2 separate regions of the Mus musculus genome follow, and region 2 is linked to region 1. A link is a loop called in an ENCODE intact Hi-C map of the cell type or tissue named here. Cell type or tissue: gastrocnemius. All regions are shown on one strand. Each heading gives the region's core, and the rest is flanking DNA. Links, peaks and the distances in the headings are about the cores only. Region 1 overlaps Kmt2c (lysine (K)-specific methyltransferase 2C). Region 2 overlaps Kmt2c (lysine (K)-specific methyltransferase 2C).

Evidence for each region. A loop is a pair of places that touch in the nucleus more often than their neighbours do. Peaks named below come from ENCODE experiments on the same cell type or tissue, not always from the same donor. Only the 100,000 strongest peaks of a DNase experiment are listed, where the experiment ranks them.
Region 2: it touches region 1 in a loop (2.4-fold over the local background); 3 of 42 quality-filtered maps call a loop at or near these places.

Annotation. Positions count from the first base shown.
Region 1 is chr5:25,341,683-25,351,019 of GRCm38, forward strand. It overlaps Kmt2c (lysine (K)-specific methyltransferase 2C), which reads right to left. Exons shown (of 59, transcript NM_001081383.2): 24 at 8,130-8,258; 25 at 5,679-5,798; 26 at 3,226-3,356. Among named protein-coding and RNA genes, the nearest start is that of Galnt11, 120 kb to the left of the region's middle. In gastrocnemius, for the core only: no CTCF peak of the experiment used is centred there; no DNase peak of the experiment used is centred there.
Region 2 is chr5:25,293,046-25,302,382 of GRCm38, forward strand. It overlaps Kmt2c (lysine (K)-specific methyltransferase 2C), which reads right to left. Exons shown (of 59, transcript NM_001081383.2): 43 at 5,825-7,531; 44 at 2,353-2,565; 45 at 62-203. Among named protein-coding and RNA genes, the nearest start is that of Galnt11, 75 kb to the left of the region's middle. In gastrocnemius, for the core only: no CTCF peak of the experiment used is centred there; no DNase peak of the experiment used is centred there; H3K27ac peaks cover 557 bases.

The DNA of each region.
Region 1 (9,337 bases), core at 3,322-7,321:
AGTTTTTAAGCTTTAGAATTTATATTAAAGAGAAGCTTGATATGGTTTTCATCTAGACATTATTAGTGACTTCAAGAATGAACTATGACCATAAGAGTACAGTAGGCTAGGGGCCCTTACAGACACATGATTATAAATACATGTGGTGCATATGTAGATCTAAGAGACAACTTGTAGAAGTCGGTTTCCTCCTTCCCCACTGTGGTTCCAGGAACCAAAGTCAAGTCATCAAAACTAAAAACAAGAAGAGCATTTACCTGCTAAGCCATCTCACCAGATTAAGGTTCAATTTTTCTTAGAAGTTCCTTTAAAACCAGACATATTAGCTCTTGACTGTAATTCTAACACTACAGAGATAGAGATAAGAAGATAAGGATCATCCTTGGCTATATATCAGTCAATTTGAGGCCCATCCAGGCTACATTAAAACTATCTTTAAAAATAAAATGCAAGAATTAATTAAACAAACAGCACACACACACAAAATGAAAAACAAAGAAACATATAAACAAAAATGCAAAGAAGGAAAGAATGACCAAGTTATTTACATGCTCTTTTGCAAACAACTCGCTTCCAAATTCTGATGGTCAGCTAAAGGAGCTTCCTAAATATGGATTTCATGTAACAAAAAGATCTATTGAAGGAACAGACCATCTTCTCAGTAAATCCAAAAGAATGTCAAGTGTGCCTTCTATTATGGTTATTAAAAATTAAGGAACCTAGTTCATTGATATGTCACCTGTCTATATTTGAAAGCTAACACAGAGCTGGAAATGGAGAGATGGATCAGTGGCTAAGAGAACTTTCTGCTCTTCCAAAAAGTCCCAACATCAATATGGCGGCTCACAACTGTATGGAACTCTAGTTCCGGGAAATCAAATGCCCTCTTCCTCTCTGTGGTACACAGACACAGAGGCAAAACACCCATCGACATGAAATAAAAAAAAAAAAATTAGCATTTTACTTTATCGTGTTAAAAACACACAATTAAGCTCTTTTTGTTATTATTGTTGTCAAATTGTTAGGACATTTTAAAATGCAGGCTTAGTGGTTAGGGATGTACTTCAGTTAGTAGAGTGCATGCCAAGATGCATAAAACCCAGGGTTCGAAGACTAGCAAGGTAACAAGAGACTCTACCTGTACGAATGAATGAGAGGTTTTCTTGTAATAGAGGATTACTTCATCCATTTTGAAAAACAGATTAGAGAAATATATATATTATTTAAAGGGCCAACTGATTTAAAAAAAAAAAAAAGTCCAGAGCCAGGTATACTGGTGCATATCTTTTATTCTCATCACTCAGAGGACAGAGGCAGACAGATCTCTGTGAACTCAATGGCCAGCCTAGCCTAAATAGAAAGCTCTGGGTAAGCCAGGGATTCATAGTGAGGCCCTGGAGAAAGAGAAAGATCAGAGGAAAAGGAGAGGAGAAGGCAGGCAAAGAGCAAAGAAGGGCATAAAGACAATCCCCCCAAAGAGGAGTATTTTTTCTTTCCTGAGGAGATGATTCTGAGTAAAATGCTTGTTACTGCATGAGAATCTAGGTTTTCTAGGTACCAAAGTTAAAGCAACAGGGTATATAACTCAGGGCTGAGTGGATATAGGAGAGTGAGCAGAGATAGGTAGATTCCTGAGGCTCATGGCAAGCCAGAGAGGCCAAAAGAATGAGTGACCTCTATGGTGAATGATGAGACTCTATGGCAAAGAAAGAGATGGTATGTTGTGAGATGGCACAGCAGGTAAAGCATTTGCTGTATAACCATGAAAACCAGATTCCACAGTGGAAGAAGAGAACTAACTCCCAAAAGCTGTTGTCTGACATCAATGTTTATACCTTAGTAGACACCCACATACACAGAAATAATAATAAATAAAAGACCGGAAAGTATTTATTAAAGGAAGAGATCAGATGTTAATTTCTAAACACATATGCACAAGCTTCCTTGCTTACTTATCTCTAACACAGACCTAAAGGCTAAGCTCTCTAACTAGCATTCAGCCAGTAAGATACTAGTTAGTAGTCTAGGGACTGAGGAGACAGTTCAGTAGCTAAAGTGCTTGCTGTCAAACATGAAGATCTAAGTTCAACCCTTGGGATCCATGTTAACAATTCTGGTGGCCAATGCTTGTAAATCTAGTGCTGAGATTACGCCATGGCCCTACTGGCCAACTATCCCAGCACAATCACTGAACCCCAAATCACAATGAAAAAAAAATTAAAGGAGGACAGGTTTGGACCAACCTTGAGGTTGATCTTTGACCTCTACTTACAGTAAATGTGTGTTCACATCTACACTTCTACATACATACAAAAAATGAATGTCAGTAACCTAATTACTAAAGAAGAAAACTAAGCAAGTTATGTGGTAATTAAAAATGTATTTTATGCCGGTCATGGTGGCCCACACCTTTAATCCCAGCGCTTGGGAGGCAGAGGCAGGTGGATTTCTGAGTTCGAGGCCAGCCTGGACTACAGAGTGAGTTCCAGGACAGCCAGGGCTACAGAGAAACCCTGTCTTGGAAAAAAAAAAAGTATTTTATAAGGCAAAAGATTTATATAAGATCTGAAGATTCTTTGGTTTATTTGACTTAGTTCTCTCACTAATTGTGGTAAGCAATTATTGAAGTGATGATTTTGGGCTACTGAGAACTTTTTCAATAAAATTAAATGCAATAAATTCTATTGATAAATGGAAATATCAATAGGAGCTGGCTTGCGCATGTGCACATATATGGATGATTTTAAGTAGTATTTCCCATCCTGAAAGTATCATTGTTATGGCCAACAGCACACTTAGCAGTATGAACATGAAGATCTAAGTTCATCCCTTAGAATCCATGTTCAAAAAAGTAAGAAAGCATAATATTTATAAAGAGAGAGAGAGATAACATATTTTCTAAAGCTGGAACATAGCTCAGTGAACTATAACTGCCTGTGGCTACATGGTTCTGGCACTGATCCCTAGGACTGCACATATGCATATACATATATACACATATACATATGAATATATACACATGCCTTCACGAGAAAGAAATATCAAAGCACACCAAGAACAAAACAGATATTCATTCTTAGATGGAGCCTGGTAAATGTCATTTATAGGAATCAGTGAACAATTATACAGAATGAGTAGGATGTTAACAAAAACAAGCAGTTAAAAAAACCTCAATACATTTCCTAAGTTTGCAAACCACATAATAAATATAAAGCAAAATATTACTTGTAAATAAGCAGGAAAGGTTTCTTCAAGCTTATTTTTCCTTTTTCGGTATCTCTTCTTTATTTTGTCAGTGTTCTCAGCAACAGAAACAGGCTCATCAACTAGGGTATCTGGTAACTGCTCCCTCCAGCCTGAAATAAGAGCCATGTTTATAAATATGTGGTACTTGCTTTCTAGAAAAATACAGTAATTTCATAGCTTACCAGCATGCATAGTTATGTATAAACAAATAAGCTCTTACATTGTACAAAGATCTTAAAGCACATTTCTAAGTTTTGAACATCTTTAAAATTCTATTTCTTACCTCTCTAGTATTAGTAAAATTCCTACAATTCCTACAATTGTTTTGGGGGGACTTAGGGTCTGGGGTGGTGAAAAGTCTCATTAGGTAGCCCAGGCTGACCTGGAACTCATTCATAGACCTGGCTGGCCTTGAATTCAGAGATCTACTTACTTCTGTCTTCCAAGTGGTGGGATTAAAAATTGGAGGCTTGGCTCCAATTGTTTCAAAATAGCTAGCATTTGCATGCAAAGTAAAAACATGACTTGATAAACAGTATATTTACAAATTTCATAGGATGAAAACACCAGATATTCAGAACTATGAGGAGATGGCTACTCACAAGCTCCTAAAGAAAATTCAGTGGATATGGATAGCACATTTTCTTTTAACAGCTAAAGCCAGTTTGTTAAAGAAGTACAGCCACACCAACTCAATAGATCACCCCGCAGGATAAACAGCAAGTAGTTATCACATCATGGAATTTGTTTTTTAGCTTTTCTACCAAACATCAAACACTTCTCCTGAGAACTCAAAAGAAAAAGAAACAATGGCTGAGAGTTTGTTGCAATAAAACAAAACAAAAAACACCCCTGAGTCTGTGTAACACAGGAAGATGAAACTGCTTGAAGATCTAGGATTTTAGCTAAAGTAGCTCTAGGAAAGTAGGACCTCAGCTTGAAAGTAAGAGCTGAAAATTTCTGAAAGAAAACATCTTCAATTAAGTTCTTAAAATTTCTAAACTACCCTATGTACACCAAACATCATTGACTAACCCCTGTGAAAGCATGAACCAAAATGAATCTTCACTTCATTAAAGGGGGAGAAAAAAGATCTAAACAGAAAATGAGCCCCTCCCCACAAAAGGACTTTCTAGAGGAGAAATAATTAAATAAGCAAATAATGTATGCCCTCCACCTAGTAGACGATTAAATAATAAAGCAGACGCAGAGATTGGCAAAATCTTCAAACAATTTATATTCCAAATCAATTACATGAAGAAATAAACAATAGCTGAAAGCAGATAGTCTAATATGAATATAAAATAAACATCAAAAAGTTAACAGAAGAGTAAGAAACAATATTTGAAATTTAAAAATTCAATGAATGAATTTGCTTTAGTTTTACTAGGCATAAATGAAAATACTGAACTAAAAACCAAGTCTAAAATTTTTTCTAAATACTTGAAAACAGAGAAATTCTTTAAGTATTCTTAAACCCATATTAGGTTATATCAAAAATAAGTCTTCCTAAATTAAAAAAAAGTCATTAAGGTTTCAAAAAAGTACTAACTTGCATATGAAGGATGTTTTAAGGCATGCTGTGTTATGCATGCTGGAGGACTTTTTGGTTTTGGTTTTTCAAGACAGGCTTCTAATACATTTACGTAGCAGTGACTGACATGAAACTCCCTCCATACACCAGGCTGGCCTTGAACTCAGATCTGCCTGCTTTTGCCTCCTGAGAGCCAGAATTAAAGGCATGTACCACCGCTGCCTGGCCAGAGCACTCAAACTTATACAAAGGGCTATCTTAAACAAAGACTTAGCTTTCTTAAGCAAGGTTAACAAAATGTACCAATGTATTTATAAAATATAATAAAATAGATTTGTTGGGCAATTAAATAGCCTGTAAGTTTGATCGTATATTAGGTCAATAAGGCAGGTAAAGAGAGGCCTTTGCTAAAGTAGGCAGAGAGTATCTGATACAACTGAGTGAGTTAATTCTTCTACTCTTCTAATATAGCACAGGAAGCATCTAACAGAGTGAGTGGTAAGGCCTTAAAATGTCAAAGCAAAGGTGAGGAGCGTAGACCATCATAGAATGTGAGCTTAGCACCAAAGCAATAAAGGGAATGTGGGGAAATGGCATGTGTGTGTTAAGTGTGGCACTGGCAAGGCTGAGGCAGTATATTAGTTTGAGGTAGCCGTGGCCCATGTAGGGAAATCGCCACGAGGCTGAACTAAAAGACCAGACTCTATCTTTTCCTCCCTCCCTCCCTCCTTCACTCTCTCTCCTCCCAACAAACCCAAAACAAAAACAAAAAACTCAAAAGACTATATTTTATTAGATTGAAACCATAATGCTGCATGTAGCATTATTATGGTAGCGACCACTCATTCCAACGGAGTATCAATCCCAAGGAGTTAAACCAAAGAAAATTGGCACATACCATCATCTCTGCTAGGTAACTGCTCAGAAATAGAGCCGGAAGAATCTTTTCTAACCACAGATCTTTTGGCTTTTCCTTGTCCTGTTCGACTTCTTTGTCGTACCATAAATCCACCAATACCTATATAAAACAGAAAGTGCACAAGTGATAAATAATTCTAGAATTCTCTAGTACAAAGAATGACTTTGTCTTTAATGGTGAAGTTTTTTCAAAATTCAATTGTATGTTTAATATAAATTAATAATCTCTTTTCATGTGTATGAGTATATGTATGCAGGTCTGAGTCTATGTGTAGAGGCATGGGTGTGTATGGGTGTGTGTGTGTGTGTGTGTGTGTGTGGATGGGTGTGCATGTATGTGTGTGGAGGCCAGAAACTGGCCCTGGATCTTATCCTTGATCTCTCTCTACCTTATACACTGCAGCAGAGTATGTCACAGGATTCAAAATGATATCATGAATAATTAAGTTCCTTTAAAAATTTCCAGATCATTTTTATGTATGTGTATTTGTGTGCTTATGTAAATTTATATGAGTTATGTTAGTAACCCTTGTCTCTGACTCCTTAATAAATGGATTATAGTACATGGTGACCCGACTAGTTTTTATATGGGTGCCGAGTACTTAAACTTTGCTCAGTCTTATGCTTCCATAGCAAGCACTTTACCTGCTGAGCAATCCCTATATCCTTGCATCTCATTTTTGTGCAAAGTAGAGAAGGCTGGAAGTAAAAATAAATGTCAAAACCAGTGTTATTATATCAAACATGAAATACAACTTGCCAGTATATGGAAAGAACTACTTAGATTTCCTGTTCTAGACAAGATCAAATTAAAAACCAAATAAAACAATAGAGCTTGAATATTAAGGAGCTGATACGTCTCTTTCCCTTCCATAATTGTTAAGTTACACTTCCTGAGAACAGCACAGCAGACCAGCATGCACGGTGAGAATGAAAACTGAACTAAAATACACTAACCCTCATTGATCAATATGATTTCAGTGGTGCTGCCTAGCCTTCCCATGTGAGAAAGGCCAGAAGTCACATGATACACGAAGCTAGGAACACAGAATTCTACTAACTCAACTCAGGTAAGTCATTTTACTTTACAGTACTGTAATCCATTAACTGTCAAATAGCTATAATACATAGTAGCTCTTCCCATATCATAAATATAAGCAAAATGAAATTGGTAAAATGCTTAGCAAATTTTACAGCACCAAATCTCATAAGCTTTTGTTGTGATCTTCTTGTCCAGTAAATTGCTTTATAATGCCCCCAAATAAAGGGATGTGGATGTCACCCACATGTGATAGATAAAGCAGCTTAGACAGAAAACATCATTCTAAAAGATGATGTTCTAAAAGAAATATGCTCCACCTAAAAGCACAAATATACTTGGAAACATAATAATTAAAAAGACATAATATCAGAGCTATTCACTAAGAGTCCTGAAGAACACAAATGCAAAATTCTGACAGAGATTGCATTAATCTAATGCTTTATGACTAAAAACAGACATCAATAAATGTGGCCTACAACTTTTGGTGAGAGACTTCAATACCTTTTTTTAAAATAATGAAAAATGCTTTTTTTTCTACCAATGAAATATACCAGAGAAGAAAGATTTACGGGCAGAGAGGTGGGTCAGTGGTTATAAATCTTATAATTCTTGCAGAGGACTTGAGTGTGGTTCCCAGCACGTACATGGCATCTCATAGTTCTAACTCCAGTTTTACAATCTCGGGTACACTCGCTCACATAAGCTCACACATACACATAAATAAAAAAATGAACTAAAAAAATGAGAATGGTATCAACTGCACTAGAGATTCAATAAGACAGAAGAACCTTGTTTTGTTCACATTTAAGCCTATATAATTACTGAAATAAAAACATAAAACTATTCAAAATGAACGCTTAAAAGAGGATTGATGAAGAACATTATTTATGTTCAACCTTTAAAGCGACTGATGAAGAAAATACATGAATTGCTTTAAAAGCTGAACATAAATAAAAACCAACTAATAAATGGTTAACATTTGGGATAATGATTTATTGTCAAGTAGTTACACTTTCAATGTAAAGGATCCATCAGTCCCATGTAAGATGCTAAACATAGCCCCAATTATAAGTCATCATTATTATTGTTCCAAATGTTATTATTGGTAAATTAGCAAAAGTTTTGTTATACTGAATTATCTACCTCGGGGCCTAGAGAGATGGCTTAGCAACTAAGAACACTGGCTGCTCTTCTGAAGGATCCTAACAGTTCGCAGCACCCACATGGCTTCCAGGGTATCTGACACCCTCTTATGGCCTCTGTGGACAGTAGGCATTCACATGATGCATTTACATACACACAAACAAAACACTAATACACATTTCAGTAGGGGTAGGGGGAGAAACAGAGACAGACAGACCGAGAGAGAGACTAGTTGGTATACTCTACCTGGTCTGTATGGTTTTCTTTTCCTCTTTTTTATGGCATCTGTTCCTTCTATTCCCTTAGTTTCATCATCTCCAGCTTCCCGCTCAGGACTAGATTCAGATTTTCCATCACAATCCATAAGTTCTCCTTCTAGAAAATGTAAATATACAAAGAAACTGCATATTCTATCAAATACAGAAAACTTAAAAACTACAAAAGAAAACAAAACAACAACAACAACAAAAAAAAAAAAAACCAAGCAAAGTAAAACATCACCAAGCCATTCTAATAACCTGCACTGAGAGTGGCTGAGAAGTAAAGAGAAGACAGTAGGTGCCCAAGGATGGGGTGGGAATCATCCTGCCTGTGTTGTGTTCCCAGGGAGTGTGTGTGGCATAATGACCCAGGCTCAGGCAGCCAAATCTCTGAGTTCAAAACCAACACAGTCTACACAACTAGTTCCTGGGTTGCCAGGGCTACACAGAGAAGCCCAGTAAGAGGGAGGAAACAAAGAACTCAAAAGGATCACTTTCTTGTTTATTTTAGTTTGTTTTTGTTTTTAGTAATCTTTGTGTTTAACATCAAGAATTAAGACTCAAGATTTAGCCAGGAAGTGGTGGAGCACACCTTTAATCCCAGCACTTGGGAGACAGAAACAGGTGTATTTCTGAGTTTGAGGCCAGCCTGGTCTAAAAAGTGAGTTCCAGGACAGTCAGGGCTACACAGAGAAAACCTGTCTCGAAAAACCAAACCAAACAAACAAACAAAAAGATTCAAGATTTATGTAGTTAGTCTACTGATAAGACTTCAAATTTTGTCATATAATATTCATTTAATAAATACCCCCAAGTGATAAAACATGATTAAAAATGATTATGGCTTTATTTCTGAGTAAAATGAAAATAATCACTCCAAAATAAACACACCAAATGTAGTCATCTTGGAAATAAACATAAATTGTGTTATATTTAATGTTGCTATTAAAACTCTTTGTTACATCACAATTTCAGATAGAAAAACCTATTCTATTCCGATCAAAGAAAATGTTTATAAATCAACAGTTTACAAAGTTTAGAGGATGGCTTATGCTGACAAATCAGCAAACTGAAAAGAATCGCTCTGAATGACCTACCTTATAAGCTACACAATCATACTGCTCTTAGAGATTTCAATCACAAGTCATTCCATATGAGAAAATATGCATACACAAATCTAAGAACACTCAGAGA
Region 2 (9,337 bases), core at 2,085-6,084, 50 kb before region 1:
TACACATAGCTTTCAAAGGTAGATACTTCAGAGCTGTAAGATTTGGATGCTATTGTCATACCTTCATGGCTCACCAACACGCCAGCTTTTCCAGCAAGTTCTTCAGTCGTTGCAAAACCATTTGCCATCTTCTGGCAAGCCATAGGAGGTGGTGTAGGAGGAAGAGAGGCAGGGGGTGTTGGAGGATTACTTAAATTATTCTGCTGCAGGAGACCAAAAAATTTTAAATTATATGCTACTGAGCAAATATGCATTGACCTTGCTAAAACCTAATTCTGAGAATTTTTAGCACAAGGAAGCAAGGCTACAGGAAACATAATCTAGAGGCATCTCCAGTTCCAAATGCACAAGAACAAAAATATATATACACAGGGCCACGAGGTTATCAAATACAATGCTGTTACCCATTTGCCTACTTGGCCCAGCTTGAGCATTCAGCTTTGAAATGAAGAACCTAATTTTTGTTATACTTAATTTTGTATAATTGTTCTCAAGTTTCATCATTAAAATAACCAATAAAAAGCAGTTTTAAAATTGACTAAGTTGCAAAAAGTAGTTAAACGTTCCTTTTTTCTATTTTTATTAAAATATGAAAATACAGCATTTGTCTTTAACCTAATTTACATCTCAGATATGAGAACCTGGACTGTCCAAGATCTCTAAAAGAAGCAAAAAGAAAAAAAATAAGACTAAAGTTATCAAATATACTAACAAATACAGTTCACTTTCAGTTCTCTCTCTCTCAGCCTTACATATGCCACTGTTTGTCATTTATGGCTTGGTCTCCCCAAGGACTGCTGGAATCACCTGTAGTAACTACACAGAATACTGTAGTGCAAGGGGAGGTTACAAGAGTAACACTGACAAGCAGCCTGAACTGAGGAAGGCTAGCTGAAGAACAGGGCCGTAAGTACAGCAAAGGGAACTTGGAGACAATTATCTTAAGAACAAAACAAAAGCCACCAGGAAAACAGACACTCACATATTTCTCAAAATAATTGTTTTGTATAGGACAGATGCAAAGTGAAGTAATCTTATGTTATCATAAAAATATTTAAAACGTAGTATTACCTTGACTAACTTATGCTATTTTGGTAACCTAAGAATTAGTGCATAATTTCAATTAGCACCTAAATTATTTAATGAAATATATTAAAGTTTTTAAAATTCATTTTCCAAGGTAAAAGCTAACCATACATTTTAGTCCCACTATGTACCGTCAATTCAATTCATTTTAAGAGTTAACAAAGGTTACAAGGAAAAGTGTGTTTCCTTTACTATAGAAAGGATATAATGGATATTTTCTACCATTTGCATTCTCATCTCTTGAAAATTTGAAGCATACATGTTAGAAATACTTGACCAGATATATTTTTAATCTTTTAGCTGAATCTAAGTTTCAGTGTATCTTGGAGACTTTATGTAAACTAGATGCAAAGCTAAGCCATACTCCCCAGTTGTGGGATGCTCTCCAATCTGAGGCAAGGCAGCACCCTGGCAAAGAGACATACCTTGTAGATCAACTGAGAATAGTAGTCTGAGACCCCTTCAAGGGCGGCACTGCCAAAAGTTCCTAGAAGTCGAGTCCCACTATTAAATTGGCCACTGCCATAAGGAAGAAAGTGCGCAAAGTTCACTCCAATGATCGGTTCCATTAGAGGGAGCAGAGAGAGCTGCTATTAAAAAACACATTTAAAAGTAATGTACATGATTAACAAACATGGAAGTGTTTCTGGGCTTTCTAAGACCTGAAGTCAAATAAGGATTGTGAAAAATAAGACTTAAAAATCTCAAGATTCAAAATGCTGGAAACTACAGAAATCTCTGGGATATACATCAAATAAGTTTTATTCCCTCTGTTAAAGAGATGCCATCATGTGCCTCATAAGAAAAACATGCTCTTTATTTTTGCTCAGTAAGAACCAGGGTAAGAATGGAGGCCAAGCACCACCAATGGGAACAGAGATGGGGAGGTGTGTCCCTCTCCATTTTTGCTTGCAATGAGCTATGAGAGTTTAAAATGAGAGTCCATGGCTGCATTTCTTTGGGTTCAGAGTCACAAGAAAAGGGGGATACAAAGGTTCCTGGTGTTGAGGCTGCTCCATCTGAACATATGTAAATCTTGACTGACCATCACCTACCAATCCACCTACTAGAATGTAAATCTCCAATGCCAATAGGATAAAGTGTGGGTTTGCTAGCAAACAGAGTCTATTAGGTTCCTTGTCCTTTCTCCCTATTTTAATTAGAAACTAATTGTAATAAGGTGAAAATCTCCATTTCCTAGGATTGAAAAGGCAACACTTGCTCTCTCCCCTCCTGGAAGTGGCAAGGGCTGTTCTGACAGCTCACCTGTTTCAAGTGGGTGAAGGAGTCAGAGCTGGAGTACATAGCCTGCTTTTCCTCTTCATCCTTCTTCCTTTTCTTTGAGCGAGGTGCTGCTTTTTCCCCCGTCCTTTGAGTCCGTTTGCTTCGCTGTTTCTTGTTTTCACTTGCTCCATCTGTTTTTGGCAACTGGCTGTTGCCACCTCCAAAACCACCTTGCATTTGAGCCCCCAAAGTTTGCTAATGTAATTGGAAAGGTTAAGAAGTAAGTAACTTCCCACATGTTTGATTCTTAGTTCATGCTAGACCAGCTCCAACTTGTGACTCATATTTCTAACATGGCATCCCAATTTAAAGGGGGGAAGTTACAGAATGAAGTTGTTTTCTGAAAATAACTGTTCCCTCTTCCCTCTGCATTAAGGTATATTAAAATATGAAAAATAGCGCCAGTCTCAGCAACCAGGAGATTGCAGAACTAGAAACAAGAATGAAGTATAGCTCCTCACTATCTAAGCTGAGACCAGGGAAGCACCATGCCAGATGAACGAGCAGCTTCTGAGCTGTGTTTTTGGCAATTTATTTCCCCTCCCCCCATAGGAACTAAGACCTGTTGCAATCTGAGATGTGAAGCTAATTCACAGGTTCCAGGAACATCTTAAGCTCATGCACCAGAGGTAAGAAAAGAGCAGCTAGAAAGCTCGAAGACGTCATACTGGCCCCTCAAACTAGTGTCAAAATCTATGCTTGAATGAAAAACGTAATGGCTACGTACACAGATAATAGCAAATTAATTTTTCCTTTGCTTTTAAAAATGATTTATTTATTTAATGTGTTTGAATATCTTGTCTATGTGAATACAATGTATAGACACCATATGCATGCCTGGTGCCTGTGAAAATCAGAAAAGAGCACTGAATCCTCTCAAACTGGAGCTACAAATGGTTATAAGCCACTATGAGAGGCCCTCTGCAAGAATCATTAATTCTCTTAACCATTAAGCCATCTCTGCTCTAGGTCCCTTCCTTTCCTTTTGCTTTCATGGTCACAAAGATGTAAGAGTAATACAGGCCTTGAAAAAGGTTTTATCTAAGTCCAGAAGTACCAATATCAAAACACAGGAATATTTTTCACGCTTTCTTATTTCTAAAACTATTATTAATGGTTTGCTAAGAACAAGTATAATTGAAAAACTTAGTGAAACCATTTAACTTTTAAGTGTTTTGAAAATTAGATTTTCTGATTGTTATAAAAACATCACATGGGTGGCAAATTATAAAGGAAAACAGGGTAATAATTTTAGCCTATGAACCATGTGGTCTGTGTGAACTATGGGTTCTGATACAGTACTGCAAAAACAGCTGTATAATTTTTATAAATGAGTTGGCCATGGTCCAATACAACTTTTAAAATTCATGAACAAATTTAAATTTCATATAACTTCATTTATTAATAATTACTACTACTTTTTCTTCTTAGCTCATACAAAGGGAGGAAGTTGAAGTAGGCTTATATTGCCTCTGCCTGGGTAGAACCCTGATTCTCCAAGAGCAGTATCAGAGCAACACAGCAGCTCCTGGGACTGATTAGAAATGCAGATTCCCTGGTCCAGCCTACACAATGAACCAGCAATGTCTGTCTTAACAGGCTCACCAGATGACTATCAGCAGGCCTACAGCACTGAGTCACCAGGGCAATCTCGCTGAACAGTGCGTTCTGATTTAGGAACACAGCAGCACAAACAAATCTGGTATGCTCTCAAACCACCCGGGGACCATGGATGCTGATGTCCTTAAAGACATGCAACTTTTGTAATTGGCTTATGAAAGACTGAGCAGGCAAGCATGTTAAGTTTGCATAACTCAGCCACTTTAGACGCTTTACAGATAGTATCTCTAACTTTTATAATTATTCTACAAAGTAAATCCAGCTATGTTTCAAAAGACGAGTATAAAAGATCACAAAAGATTTTGAATTTTTTGTTTACTAGTTTGTGTAAAAGTTTCACTTTGTAGCTCAGACTGCCCTTGACCCTGCAGCAATCTTCCTGCCTCAAGTTCCTGAGTGCTGAGATTACAGGCAGGTACCACCATGCACAGCTTCAAATGGTTTGTTGTTTTAATCACAAGGATCAAGAGCATACACCTCATGCTCATTCTAATCTCTTAGCTTCTGCTTTCTATACTTGACACGTGCCTGCTTCCCTGTGCCATTAAATAGTCTTGAATAACACAAATTGTAGTATGGACATGCTGATGGTAGTTCTTATGTGAGTCAAGCCCCCGCAACTAAGAGGTGAACGCATGGGCATCCACACATCTGTGGTTGGTCAAGTTCAGGAAGCTCATTACAAGATTTCAGAACTAAGTTTCACAAAGAAAAAGACATTAGAAAAGGATAGGAGAAAAGAAAGAGTTGCAGCACATGGGGCACAGAGGGCACTGTGGGCACAGGGCTGAGGGCATTCAGTATTCCCAGACACAAAACACCCTGGAGTCATCAGCCAAGGACTGGACCTGGAGAGCATATTGTAACAACTAGAAAAACACAACCACAAGATGCACTGTTTGCATGCACGAGACTCTCAAAGATTAAAGAGGAAGAAGAGACCATAACTGCCAATTAGACAAAAGTAACAACTGCGAGAATGCTCAATCTCTACTGAACGACAGGAGACAACAGAAGAGAGGAGAGCCAACACTTGCAAAACAACAAGTCTCATTATTCTTAAAATTGCAAACTTAGACAAGTAAAACTCTACTGTACTTCAATTACAATGTAAAAATTATAAAACCAAACTGAGCAGCACCCCAGGGAAGCTGTGTGAATGCACTAATAACCACTGATACTTATGAAAGACAAGGAGCAAAGCAACAAGCAGACCTATTCAAAAGGCAGAGAAACTCCTGGTTGTGAAACATCTTAATTAGGTTCACTGAAATGGGGGTCACTCTGTATTCAAAGTGTGTATTTAAAACTGTCTATAAATACAAATGGAAAGAAAATCCAATGTTAACACTTAAAATGGGTAGAATATCGATACATAGAAAACTACAAAGATGGAAATAGTATCCACATCTAAAATCATGTTATTTTTCTGACACAGTAAGTTCCCAATAAGAGACATCCCTGAGAGTACTCAAGGAAAGTAAGACAAGTACAGGAGCTGTCTTCTAAATTTTAGAGAGGCTAATAGAAATTATGCACTTATTTATAATAAAGATTCACACATACTTCCTTTGCTATAGTTAGTCCAACTTGGTTATGATAACCAGCTGAAAGGCACACATAATGATTCATGTTTACTTTATATAACAAGCAAATGAGTCACTCATATATTTTGTAAATATAAGTAAAAACAGGGTTCTACAGAAATAAAAACAAAACAAAACAAAAAACCATGATTCTTTGCACAAGAAAGTTTAAAATTAGAAATTTGTTGATACTAATCTACTGCGATAGCTTAAAAACAGATACAGCTGTTTTCACAACTGACACTTACCAATCCTTCTGCTGGACTCTGCTTCTCAATCAGTTTACCATCCTTTGTAGAACTTTCATCTGAAGATAAAGTGCCCTCAGGTTTCTGAGTTAGAAGGGAAGAGGCCTTCTTATTTTTTAACAAGTGCTTCAATAGCTCATTTCCTGTATCTCCTTTGGTAGTAGGGGTTCCGACAGGATGGGAAGGACACTGTATTGAGGAGACAGGACCAGCTACAATGTCTTTGATCTTATTACCAGTTTTCTCTTCCACTTTGGTATCCTCCTGACTTGGCTGTGTCTCAGCCTTTTCCAACTTTATTTCTTCAGTTTTGTTAGGGGTTTCCACGGAAGGCTTGTCTGCCTCTGCATTCACATGTGTTTGTTGATTTGAAGTTTCTTTTATGAATTCACTGTTGGGAAGTTTGTTTTCTGACTCTATGCAAGGCTGGCCTGCTGACACATTTGGAGTGGGTACAGGCACTGGCTCCACCGGCTCCTGTTGTCTTTGCTGAGGGAGCTCACTGGGTGAGCTCACCGCAGGAGTGGAGGTAGTTTCTGAGAGGCCTGGGGTTAGTGGAGCAGCGCAGTCAGAGTGGGGAGTTGACGGTGCTTTGCCGGATTCTGCATCATCATCTTTTTTCTTTTTTCTTGTTCTTTTCTTTTTCCCCTTTTCTTCTGGAATTATGTCAGAATATAACTGAATGAGAGACTGGCTGGATCCTGAATAATTCTGTCCCTGTGTTACAGCAGGGTCTTGGCCACAAGGGACATTGCTATTAGCTACTGGAGACGTTCCTGGTAAAATTGGTGTGAATGGAGGCCTCAGTGGAGACTGCTGAAAGCTGGACCCAGGAAGATTTCCATGTCCCGGCTTAACAGAATGAAAGTTTGGGCTCCCACCAGAAGCAGATGGTGAATCTGGAACAAAGGAGGGAGGCCCTACCTGCCTTTGCTCATTGGTTTGCATGAAAGTTTGGTTTGGGGGTGAGTTAACAGACCCTTGTTGGACATTCTGCTGCTGTAAAACTGGCCCTATTTGTTGCTGGTGTTGTGGAGACTGCTGAAGGGGTCGTGGAGGTTGCAAAAAGTCACAAGGTCTGTCAGAACCATAGAATGGCATCTGGGAAACAGGTGTCCTGTTGGCTAGCTCAGCACCCATCAGACAATGCTGCTCCATCTCCATCCGCTGCTGCAGAGCTCTCTGTCTGTCTACTTCTTGCATCAGTTGAACTCGCTGTCTTTCCTGCTGTTCTCGTAAGCGTTCCTTCCTCTCTCGCTCTTGAAAACTTTCACTGAAAGGATTGTTGTCATCAAATTCCACTCGAGGTGGTGGTCCATTCTGTGGATTTGCACTTGACACTGTCCCTGGGGCTGGTGTACAAGTTTTTAAAGATAGTTGGGCAATTGGGGGCTGAATTCTAGGAGGATTAAGGGGGAGGTGAGCAGAAGCACTGTTAGATTGCCATCCAGGTAAACTGGGCATTCTCGCAGGGCTGGTATGCCCTGAGATGACTGCTGTGTGCTGCTGGTGCTGAAGCTGCTGTGGCACCATGGGAAAGTTGGGTTGGCTCATGGTAAGTGAAGTGGCACCTGGAACTAGAGGTGGCTGGGGCTGAACCCCTGGCATGAGGATGGGAGGGGCTAGGGCACACTGTTGCTGCTGCTGCTGCTGTTTGATCCGATAATCTTCAATCAGCTCAGCATGCTCTTTCTGTTGTTTCCGAATCTGAAACAATGAAGTAATAATTACTCACACATATACAAGGTAGGCACCACACCAAAACACTGGCAGGTAATTTTTGGCCTATGAGCTGAATTGGATCCCTGGGGCCCACATAGCAGAGGCAGACAGCTAACTCCTAAAACTTGCGACCACATGTGTACTGTGGAACATCTGAGCATGTGCACACAAACAAAAATGTTAATTTTTTTCTTGTAAAAGTTCTTTGCATATTAAATATCCACAAAAGTTCAAGCATGAAAGTCACATGCTATTTAAACTATAACACATCTAGCAGTAAAATAAAAAAAAAAAGACAGTTATGTGTGATGCCAAGGAAGTGACACGAATTCACAAAGTTGGAATAACTGATATCTGTAACTAAGACTATAACCATTTAGTAAGATGCCATTTCTTATATACACAAAATGACACATTTTAAAAGAATTTTTAGCACACATGACATTCCCTCTCTTAGACTAAAAAGATTGACAAAACTTACAAAACCCTAAATTTGATTGGGGACACATTCAAATTATAATTTCTGAAAATGCCTAAGCTCTGAACCTCTTGTCTACTTGTAGCATTACTATTCGGAGTTCTTTATAACTTACAACTTAAAACAAAGGGAAAGTTTAAGTTCTGGTGTACAATTCTATGAATTATTAGCACACAGATAAATTAGTCATATAATCAAGAAAATGTTCCAGTATAAAAAAGTTCCCCATGTCTACTCTTTAGAATCAAAAACCCTCTTCCTGTCTTCCTCATAGTTACTGCTAATCTCTGTAACTGTCATTTCAATGTTAATTAAGTTATTGGAAATGACCCCTCTTTGCTCAATGTAATACTCTCAAAATACAAGCTGTATTCATGTACCAGCAGTTTTATTATTGCTATGTATTTTTTCTGATCAAAAACAGGTGCATCAAACTTTATTTAATTGTCTTTGGTGGGACGTGGTACCTTTTTTCCTTGTCCCTCCTTGAGATGGAATTCACTGTGATACATATGCTGGTAATTATACTCGTGAACCTCAGCCTTTTCTCATAGCTAGGATAACAATGAGGTGCCCCTGTTCCCAGCCTATCTTAGTTTTGGATGACACTGGATAAAGCTACTATAAACATTCATGAATAAGCATTTATAAGAGCTCTAAGGCAATAATTCATTTAGGGAAATAACTATAATTGAGTTCTGAACTCATCTTGCACAGTTCATTTTAAACTCTTTTTTTACAGTGACTTTAAAGCTTTATAACTTTTTGGCCTTCGTGGATTCATATTTTGGAAATAAGCCCCCTTTCAAGGTATTCCAAGTTTCTTTCCTCCCTCTTTTCTTTTGTGAAACTATTCTGAAGGCACTCAGAGGGAACTTGGTCTCTCAGCCATGCTAGGCAAGCACTGTGCCACTGAACTACAGATCTTACCTTCATTTCAGTGGTGATTCTTAAGAGCAAAGTAAGAAATAAACATAGAAATATGCTATAACAAAGACTGACAGAGTGATTCAAATGCTATAACTGAACTTTCATTAAAAATTAGAGACCAAAGGATGAAGGAAAGATAAAACATGGAGGTAACCAAATACTTGCCAGATCTGATTCTTGTTTCAACACTATCTCTGTGAGTCTTATCTTCAAGAAAGCCTTAGTTTAGCAAATGATGTGAGAGCATGTGTACTGCAATGATTTAATTTTTTCTTTTGTTCTTAACAAGCAAATTAACAAACAAAACAAAAAACCCAAAATAAAAAAAGACAGGGTCTAACTGTGTATCTCTAGCTATCCTAGAACTCACTGTTTAGACATGG